Linked DNA regions of Homo sapiens: region 1 is linked to region 2. The links are chromatin loops, found by intact Hi-C in ENCODE. Cell type or tissue: HepG2. All regions are shown on one strand. Each heading gives the region's core, and the rest is flanking DNA. Links, peaks and the distances in the headings are about the cores only.

Evidence for each region. Hi-C counts contacts between places; a loop is a spot of excess contacts. Peaks named below come from ENCODE experiments on the same cell type or tissue, not always from the same donor. Only the 100,000 strongest peaks of a DNase experiment are listed, where the experiment ranks them.
Region 1: a loop joins it to region 2, with 6 times the contacts of the local background. A loop is called at or near these places in 2 of 110 quality-filtered maps.

What each region holds. Positions count from the first base shown.
Region 1 is chr20:21,015,567-21,019,964 of GRCh38, forward strand. No RefSeq gene overlaps it. Among named protein-coding and RNA genes, the nearest start is that of LINC03083, 47 kb to the left of the region's middle. RefSeq lists enhancers at 1,874-3,073, 4,177-4,398. In HepG2, for the core only: no CTCF peak of the experiment used is centred there; a DNase peak (open chromatin) is centred at 2,265; H3K4me3 peaks cover 554 bases.
Region 2 is chr20:21,132,958-21,137,355 of GRCh38, forward strand. It overlaps KIZ (kizuna centrosomal protein), which reads left to right. Exons shown (of 13, transcript NM_018474.6): 3 at 3,433-3,595. Among named protein-coding and RNA genes, the nearest start is that of KIZ, 9.1 kb to the left of the region's middle. RefSeq lists an enhancer at 3,506-3,715. In HepG2, for the core only: no CTCF peak of the experiment used is centred there; a DNase peak (open chromatin) is centred at 2,194; H3K4me3 peaks cover 400 bases.

The DNA of each region.
Region 1 (4,398 bases), core at 264-4,263, 120 kb before region 2:
TAAAGTTCTACTTTACTTTATGAACTTCTAGCAGATGCTCCCGCCATTCAGGGGCACCTTTTCCCTGCTTCTTAGCTCAGATCCTTGGAAAAAGCCCTCTGGCCCAGCTTATCTTTTCAAATCAAGTCACAAAATATTTTTGACCCACTTTCTGATTGGTTTCCTAGGATCAGGTGGTCACTCATCCAACCAACTGTATTCTAGGATGGGAGATGGATCCAGGACCCAACCCACATGGACAGCAGGGCTGTGGGGCAATCACATGATGGGCAGCTTTGGTGGGAGGCCTTAGCGCAGTACTTTAAGGATGAGGGAGCCCACCATGGACTCCTGTGGGAGCTTGGAGTGCTCCAAAGAATCCTTTAGTCAATTTCATACCACACAGGCCCAAGGAGGGTACATGACTTCTGGAAGTCACACACAGCCTGTTAGTGACACGCTGGGTATGGAGCCAGGTGTGAGCATCTTGTATGAGCACCTTGTATGTGTGAGTTCAGCCTGCCTGGTGTGGCCGAGGCAGTCGGTGCCCCTTCCGTTTCCTCTGGACATTCACTATTCTCGTGTGAGCCAGCAACTTCAGAGAGAGCTTTCTCTGGCTGAAGAGGTATACTTGGCCTCTCAACTAAAGACAAACAAAATCTGGGGGTACATACCCCAGCTTCCACACCCCTTGGGTAGGACAAGTCTGAGACGTGTCCCACATTACCTCCCAGAGGTCCCCAGCAGGACTGAGCCTCAGTTGCCCACACCTGTAAACTGCTCCTTATGCAAACATATTGATTTCTTCCCTTCCCTATCTCACTTGCACTCTCCTCCACCTGTACTTTCTGCAGTCACCTGTCAAATAAACCACTCAACACCTTGCACTCAACACCTTTCTGAGGGTCTGCTTCTGGAGAAACACAGGCAAAGATGCCTTCCAAGTAAAGCAAGTGGCAAGGCCATGTTAATAAGAGAGAAAAAACGAGGCATGGGGAAAATGCCTGGATAGAGAGACACACAGATGCAGATACCTGCAATGTTGGTCTTATGGAAACCATCAGATGCAATGGGAGGCTACTTGCCATAGTCTGGAGCTACAGAGAAAAGCAGGCTGCAGATGGCAAGGTGGAGCCATCGTGGGAGGAGTTGCTTGTAGACAGGACGCCTAACCAGCTATTCTTAAAATGTTGCATTCTTCCATTTTAATCTCACTCATTATTGAATCATTAGTAATGATTTATATGACATTGACTTTTTTCAGAAATCTTGACTAACTCTTTGACAAGAGATTAATAAAGAGTGGGACTTCAGATGTCAAGTTTTTATGAGCAAAAGTGTCCAAGGCCATCTCTAGATGGGTATTCTTGGCTGTATTCACCACGCTCTCCAGAGACTGAAAAGCAATTGTTTAGCTGGGTAGAGGAGCTGAGCTGAATTAAATTGACCTGCATGATACAGAAAGTAGCACTGAGCACATTTAACTAAGGAGTCTTTGAAAGAAATCTATTTTATCGTAGCTGACTGCTGAAATTATTTTAAGGAAGTGATTATCAATCTAATAATTTAAAACGCATGAATGATGTCAGCATCCAAAATTAAGGCAGACTGGGAGAACAACGTGCCTGCTCTCGAGTAAAAAGCTAAATGCATCTTTATTTCTTTCTGCTTTTTTTCCTCTTTTCAGAAACATGAATTTGACTGCTTTCAAAAGCCAATTGTTATGCCTACATCCTGAAAAGGGAGATGAAATTTCCATTTATAGTAGAATACCAGCAGCCTCACTTAATCCAGATACACATATACCTAAAAGCACTTTTGTTCCAAATATAATTATTACTCTGCGGGAAAATCTGGTATGAATCTCTTGGTTTGGTGGAGTTTTAAGCCTGTCTTTAATTTAAAATAACTTTATTAGAACCCCTAGAGATGAGAGTGGACACAGTAGGGAAAGGTAGTTATCATGATGAGAAAACCAGGGATGCTGGAATTCCTTCATTGCAGGCTTCTGGCTGGAGTTATTAACTCAGCTATGGAGTCTGAGCGCTCTCACCACTTGGGTAATGAATGAATAAATGAGTGTTTAAAAGCCCTCTGAGCCTGCTAGGCCTGCCCCAGTGTGCATATATGACTCTCAGAGCATTGTGGCCATGGTCCGAGCAAAGCTAAATCCTTTCGTGAAAAGGTTCCCTCTTATGGGCTTCTGCCAAAGCCAGTGTTCGCTAGGAAAGGCAGCAATTTTTTTTCTCCTCTTCAAAGGGACCTTTATGTACTAACTCACTCCCACCTACTGTGCATGTAAATTATTCATCAGTGATATGGCCTCTATTTATGACTTTGATCCTTTCCTTCCCCCGGATGCCCGAGGAGCATGATAAGACGGGTGAGTTATCAGAGTGGCTTTGATCTCCTGCTCGCAAATGGTATTTTGTGGTGGAACATCTGAGCCCCCTCTGTAGCTGCAGGGTGGGTCGAAGCTGAGCAGAGTTTGGGGTTTGTAAGATGTCCATCTCCTAGCATTAAACCGTCTTCGGGACAAAATGGGATGGGACAGAAACGAGCCTATTTCTCCCCCAAAGGAGCAACTATTCACACACAATGATTCACAGGCACCCACAACTGCTCTCGCAGCAGGCAGGACAGTGCCATGATAACTCGAAGGTGCAATTCTCATCCAGAACTTCTTTCAAAAGAATCACACCACCTAGGCCTCATGCAATGGTGTTCCAGGATAAATAAGTCACTTGGGGAGAAAACAATAGAATCATGAGGGATGGGACCCTCAAAATTGTTTGCTCCGTCTCACATGGTAAAAATAAGCTTTTCCTTGTAAAAGGGGGTAAAATGTAGGGCATACAGAATGCTGGAAGGAGGAGGGAACCTCCACACTTCTCAGAGCCCTGAGATGATCGTTCCCCGCAGTTTGTCATCAAACTATTAGTGACTGCCGATTGTGTCTGGCATTGAATCTTCGGCGCGCTCACAGTATAGAGACCAAGGACGGTGGACTCTCTTTCATAATGGCAGTGTAAACCACTTTGCATTAAGTAGGAATAATAACCTTTTTTTAAAGAATGTGTCAAAATAATTACATTTCTTGTTGCTTTCCTTTCTTCCACATCACATGAGCAAGCACATCAGCCTCACTTGAACAGATGAAAGAAGGACGTTTTTTCAGTGAGGGCTGTTCTAAGAGGAACACAGGACCAACAGTGAGAGGGCCTCCATTCCGTCATGGCTGACTGGGATTTTAGGCACTGCATGAGCTAATTCTAGCCAACATTGTGGATTTGGTTATACCTCTTCTTTCTCAGGTGACTAGGAAGCCATACTGTCAGGAATATTTGCCCTGCGAATGTCCCGTATGATGTCTGCAATGTTGCAGATACTCCTGCCACTAGCAAATTCCCTCTACTGTGTTATTTTTCCTTTACTAAAGGTGATATCCTCCGAAACATTCACTCTTTAACTCAGAAGCCGAACTTTAAAAGGGGACTTAGTAGTAGCTCGGATGTAGGTTTCATTATTTTGTGAAGAATTTTGTTCAAATGCATTTGAAAATCATTTTTAGAATTTCAGAATAAAGTCCATTCATGTTTTTCAATGGTGCATTCACAATACAACAGATTTGAGCTTGGTGTGGCCTGTTTTGATGCAGGTTACCTGGTTGGCTTAGTTTAAAATTGATATCACAAGTGCCTTAAAGCGCATTTCATCAAATGTTTATATCTAATGAGATATTTAGGGGACAGATCATTTTTTATATCTTGAATGGCCTGGTGTACAAAAATCACCTCATCTTCATAAGGAAGGAGAATCATTCTAATTTGCTAAAGGGGGAACAAATTATTGATATCTTCTCATGTTTTCTAATAGTATGTTAGCAATAAATAGCCTTGATGTTCCAGAAAGCAAAAATCTCTGAGCTGAGGGAAAACAATTCTACCCTGCCGCGCGCGCGCACACACACACACACACACACTCACACTCACTCACACACACTCTCTCACGCTCACATGCACCTTCAGTTTTTCCCTTGCTGTCCCCCCATATGGGAGGAAGAGAAGATGTCTCCAGAAGTGTGAGCAGAGTAAGTAAACATGGAGAGTTTGTGATGCTTTGGTGACAATTACCTCTCCTTTCTGCTTCTGGCTGCTGTGGTTCCAGATGGTGGAAACGTTCCGTCCGATTCTTCCCTCATATTGTGCGTGCTCAAGCCACAATACCTAGAATCCTGAGCATTGTAAGTGTTTAGTAAACACCTGCTTCCAAACAGTGGGTAGATATCTCCAAGATGTGCCCACAGCCCCTGCCCAGCCCCCTTTCTCTGCCCTCCTGGGGAGCCTGATTCTATGGGCAGCGCCTGGCGTTTGTTTGCTTGAAAGCCCTGACTGATGGGGTTAGACAATTATGACCTTG
Region 2 (4,398 bases), core at 151-4,150:
AGGTTTCTTCCTCCACTATTAAGAGCAGATCTTAAATATTTTAATTTCTATTTTATAAAAACTGAACTTTATCCTTAAGCCAAAAGTATGGCATTACCTCTTATATTATTCATATGAAGAACTTCTGGCTTTGATAGCATTAAGTTTGTAATTTATCCATGTCACACTATGAGTGAGAAATGAAAAGATCTCATCCAGAAGAGAGAGAGGCCAAGAATCCTTTAAAGTCAAATTACCTATTAGGTCAGTTCTTTCCCTTGTCTTCAAAATTATTCTTTGGTTTTAAGATTTAGTGTACTTCCAAAGCTTCCAGTTGAGGTAGACAGCCGTATGACTCTAGTAACTCTGAAAGAGACAAGAAATCAGTTGTTTTGTGTGTGGAAGAAATAGCCAGCATTGTGGATGCTGTGGCCTCAAGAGTGGGCCCAAGTCTGAGGGGATCCTTGGCAGCTGCCATTTTTCTAGCCCATGGCTAAAGGGCAGAAGATTGTGTGTAGACGTTTCATGCAGTCTGTTCTTGGGAAGGCTCCTGGCCTTCTGGTGGTGGGAGGGGCAAGTGTGAGAAAAGGATGGGCACTTTTACCAAGCCGTCAGTTCACTGAGCTGCTGCTTCTCTCCCAGCCTCTTACTGTTTCCTGGAAGACAGAGGATATGATTTGCTAAAAATAGGCTTGCTTAGATTGCCTGTAGAAGAAAATCCAAACAAGGCTGCCTCCACCTAGTACCTGCCAGAAGGCAGAGTCTGAGACGAGGGTCTGTGTATAAGTGGTAATTTATTTGACAAGGTGGTCACCTAAAATTGGAGAGCAGGGCTGGGCTGACCGAAATAAGAGCTGTTCACTGCAGTGAGCACCTGGGGCTCAGTCCCTCCAGACCTTCAGAGGAGCCTTCAGAGGAGCAGTGTAGACTACCCTTCTGCTCCGCACAGTGTCTAATCCTGCGAAAGGAGATGGGGCTGTATTCCTACCGGTTTCTGACCCCCACTGGTAAGGGCAGCCCCAGGTGGAGTTAACTCCTTTACACATCTAGGCTTTTCCATGCTGCAAACTCAGAACGGCAGCCCTGAAATGCCAAGTGCAGCTGAGGCAGAGGCAGAGGCAGACGCTCTCAGGTTATACCACATGCAGCAGGCTGTGGCGGCTGTGGCGACTGTGGCGACTGTGGATGGTAGAAAAAAGGTCGGGCCAGGAGGCGTGAGGTGGGCACAAAGGGTGTCTCATCCAGCAGCCCACCAGACACGCCATTATCTGCACCCTTTTTAATTTACATTATCACCATCTCTCTCCAGCCTCTCCCTAAGATTCGACACTGACTGAAACGTCAGGCTCTTAAGCATGACGGGATGTTTTGTAATGTGGTATAAACTTCTAGGCTCTGTGGTTAGGTGCTTCACTTCCATCTGAGCCTCACCAGCTCTGAGCCGGTGACCTTGGGGCAATTACTCCAACATTCGGTGCCTCCATTTCTTCTTCTGTCAAATGGGAACAATGACAGCTGTGAGAACTCACTAAGATTCATACAAACCCTTAAAGCAGTGTCTGACCTAGAGCCAATTATTATTTATTACAATTTTATCAACATTCTTTTTCCTATTTTTTGCCGTCGAGCTTTCTGACATGCTGTTCCCCCACCTGGAATGTTTTCCCCTCATCTTTTCATTTTTGGCTTCATCAATTTTGATTAACTCTCATTCATCTTTCAGGTTTTTTTTTTTTTTTTTTTTCCCCAAGACAGGGTCTTGCTCTGTTGCCTAGGCTGGAGTGCAGTGGTGTGATCTCGGCTCACTGCAGCCTCTGCCTCCCGGGTTCAAGCAATTCTCCTGCCTCAGCCTCCTGAGTAGCTGGGATTACGGACACATACCACCACACCCGGCTAATTTTTGTATTTTTAGTAGAGGCGGTGTTTCACCATTCTGGCCAGGCTGGTCTGGAACTCCGGACCTCAGGTGATCCACCCACCTCGGCCTCCCAAAATGCTGGGATTACAGCCATGAACCCCCATGCCCGACCCATCTTTCAGGTCTTAGCTGAAAGTTATTTCCACTGGGAAGGCCTCCCTGGCCTTTTCAGCTAGGTCAGGTTGCCCGGTGTGTAGAAGTCCTTTTTAGTTTCCCTCATAGCATTCATCACGTATTTACTTATTTCATTGTTTTCTTTGTTGACCTTAGCTGAAAGACTTTGATCTTTAGAGTGCTGAATATATGGATAATTGCATGGGTAGATGAGTTACTCACTCATGTGGTCAGCTTTGAAGGTTAATGTGGTAGCTGGAATGGAACTAGAATTTGGATGGAGAAGGCATAGTACAATTGTACCCACTCCGGGTAGACACCACCAGCAGCAGCTTTACTGAGTGCCTGAGTGTGAACGACAGTATGTTAGGTTCTACCTCTGTTACAGTTACTTGCGTCAAAAATGCAGAGACATGGGCAGCAATAAGACCAGCCTTCAGTTTTTATTCAGAAAGAAAAATGAAGACAGCCAACCATGGTCAAAGCGCAGAATTATTAACACGATAAAGACTTTCTTGAAAATTGTTGGCCTAGGATTGGAAGTTTAAGATCTGTTGTTAAACAACTTTGGACATCTCCAGCATCTTTGCAAATCTTTGTTTTGAGGGTGAATATTTTTGTCATTTTAAATTTTATTTTTGTTTGATGAAAGAATGTTGAATAATTTATTGAGCCAACAATTGAAATGCTGTATAACAGGGAAGAAGAGTTAGGATTAACAGCGTTGGTGCCATGAGAAAAGTCGACTACACAACTTGAACTATCCAGTATGTTTTTTTATGTACAGAAAAATTGGAATGCAGAATATGTTTTTGCTATTATACTTTGGATAAGAGTCTGAAAGTTTTTTTCACAGTTGGAGTAATTATAGTCCATATATTATAAAATATTTTAATAGTGAATTATATTGTAGCAATTTCTAACAAGTATGTTTATATTATCTAAATGAGAGCTTTTGGTATTTTACATTTTTAAATTTCTTTTTAATTTCTTAATTTTATGGGTTGTGATTTGTAGTTTGATTTAATTCCATATGAGCAGTTATTTTTGAAATTGTCATATGTAAGAATGTTAGTGAGCCATTCGTCGAACATGTCCACATAGACACTACTCTTGAAATCACATTTAATTTTGAGAAATAAATCCATAGAAATCTTTACTGTGTGAATGTTAGAATGTGGTCTTATATATATTTCTCAGGGGAGTTATGCTTAGAGGAAACCGATATGATACCTCAGTGGTGCTGCATTAACTTTCTCTCTCCAAAAATGTGTATATACATTTTGTTGTTTGGGTTTCGGTGGTTTGGGTAAAATACCTTAGAATACATTGTCTCATTAACAATTTTGATGAAGAAAATTCCCTTTCTTAGATTCGTCCAAGTCTAGTCCATTGTTTTAAAACTGCTTTTAATTTTCTAGAGTTAAGCTGAAATATGTAAAACTAAAGAATTATCTGAAGGAAATATGTGAATCTGAAAAGAAGGCTCATACTCGAAACCAAGAATATTTAAAGCGATTTGAGCGTGTCCAAGCTCATGTTGTACACTTCACCACAAATACAGAGAAGCTTCAAAAACTGAAGGTGACTTCCTGTTTTTTACTGTGTTTTATTTTATTTGTTGTTGTGTGTTTTTTTTTTTTTCTTCAAGATGAGACCTCACTGTGTTACCCAGGCTAGACTTGAACACCTGGGCTCAAGCAGTCCTCCTGTCTTAGCCTCCTGAGTAGCTGGGATTACAGGTGCACACCCCATGTAGCTGTGTACCTCCCGAGTAGCTGGGATTACAGATGCACACCCCAGGTTTATGTTTTGTTTTTAATCTTTTTTTTGCTAAAATGAGAAATAATGAGTACTAAGTTTCAGATCAGTGGTAGTCACTAATGTTTTGTTGTTCATAATTAGGATTAAGTATCAGCTTTTTCTGTGAATTACCATGTGGCTGAATTTTATCAGGGAACTTGAAACTGCATTTTCCAAGATTCTTCTTTAGTTAAGGAATCAATGGGATATCTCTAACACAGGCAAGATCACTAGCCAGTACCTGGCACGGTGTAACACATGGTATTTGTTGGCTGAATGACTGAATTTGAGCAGCATTGGGGTTCTCTCTAGAAACTGATTCTGTCTTGAAAGGGTTCTTTTTCTGTGGTCTGGGCCCCTCTTCTCTGGCAAACAGTGCATTGGGAGAGTAGTAAGGGTAGAACTGTCCCCGAGGAGTTTGCCTTTATGCTCCTGGTCTGTGTGACCCAGAGTGACTGCCCTTGCAGCTCTCTCTGGTTCTGGCACCTTTTTCCCCTTGAAGTGCAGGTGCTTGGCTGCCTGCTGCTGCTTGGCTTCCTGCTGCTCCACAAATTATGCCAAGTGTGGAGGGCCAGGAGCTAGGC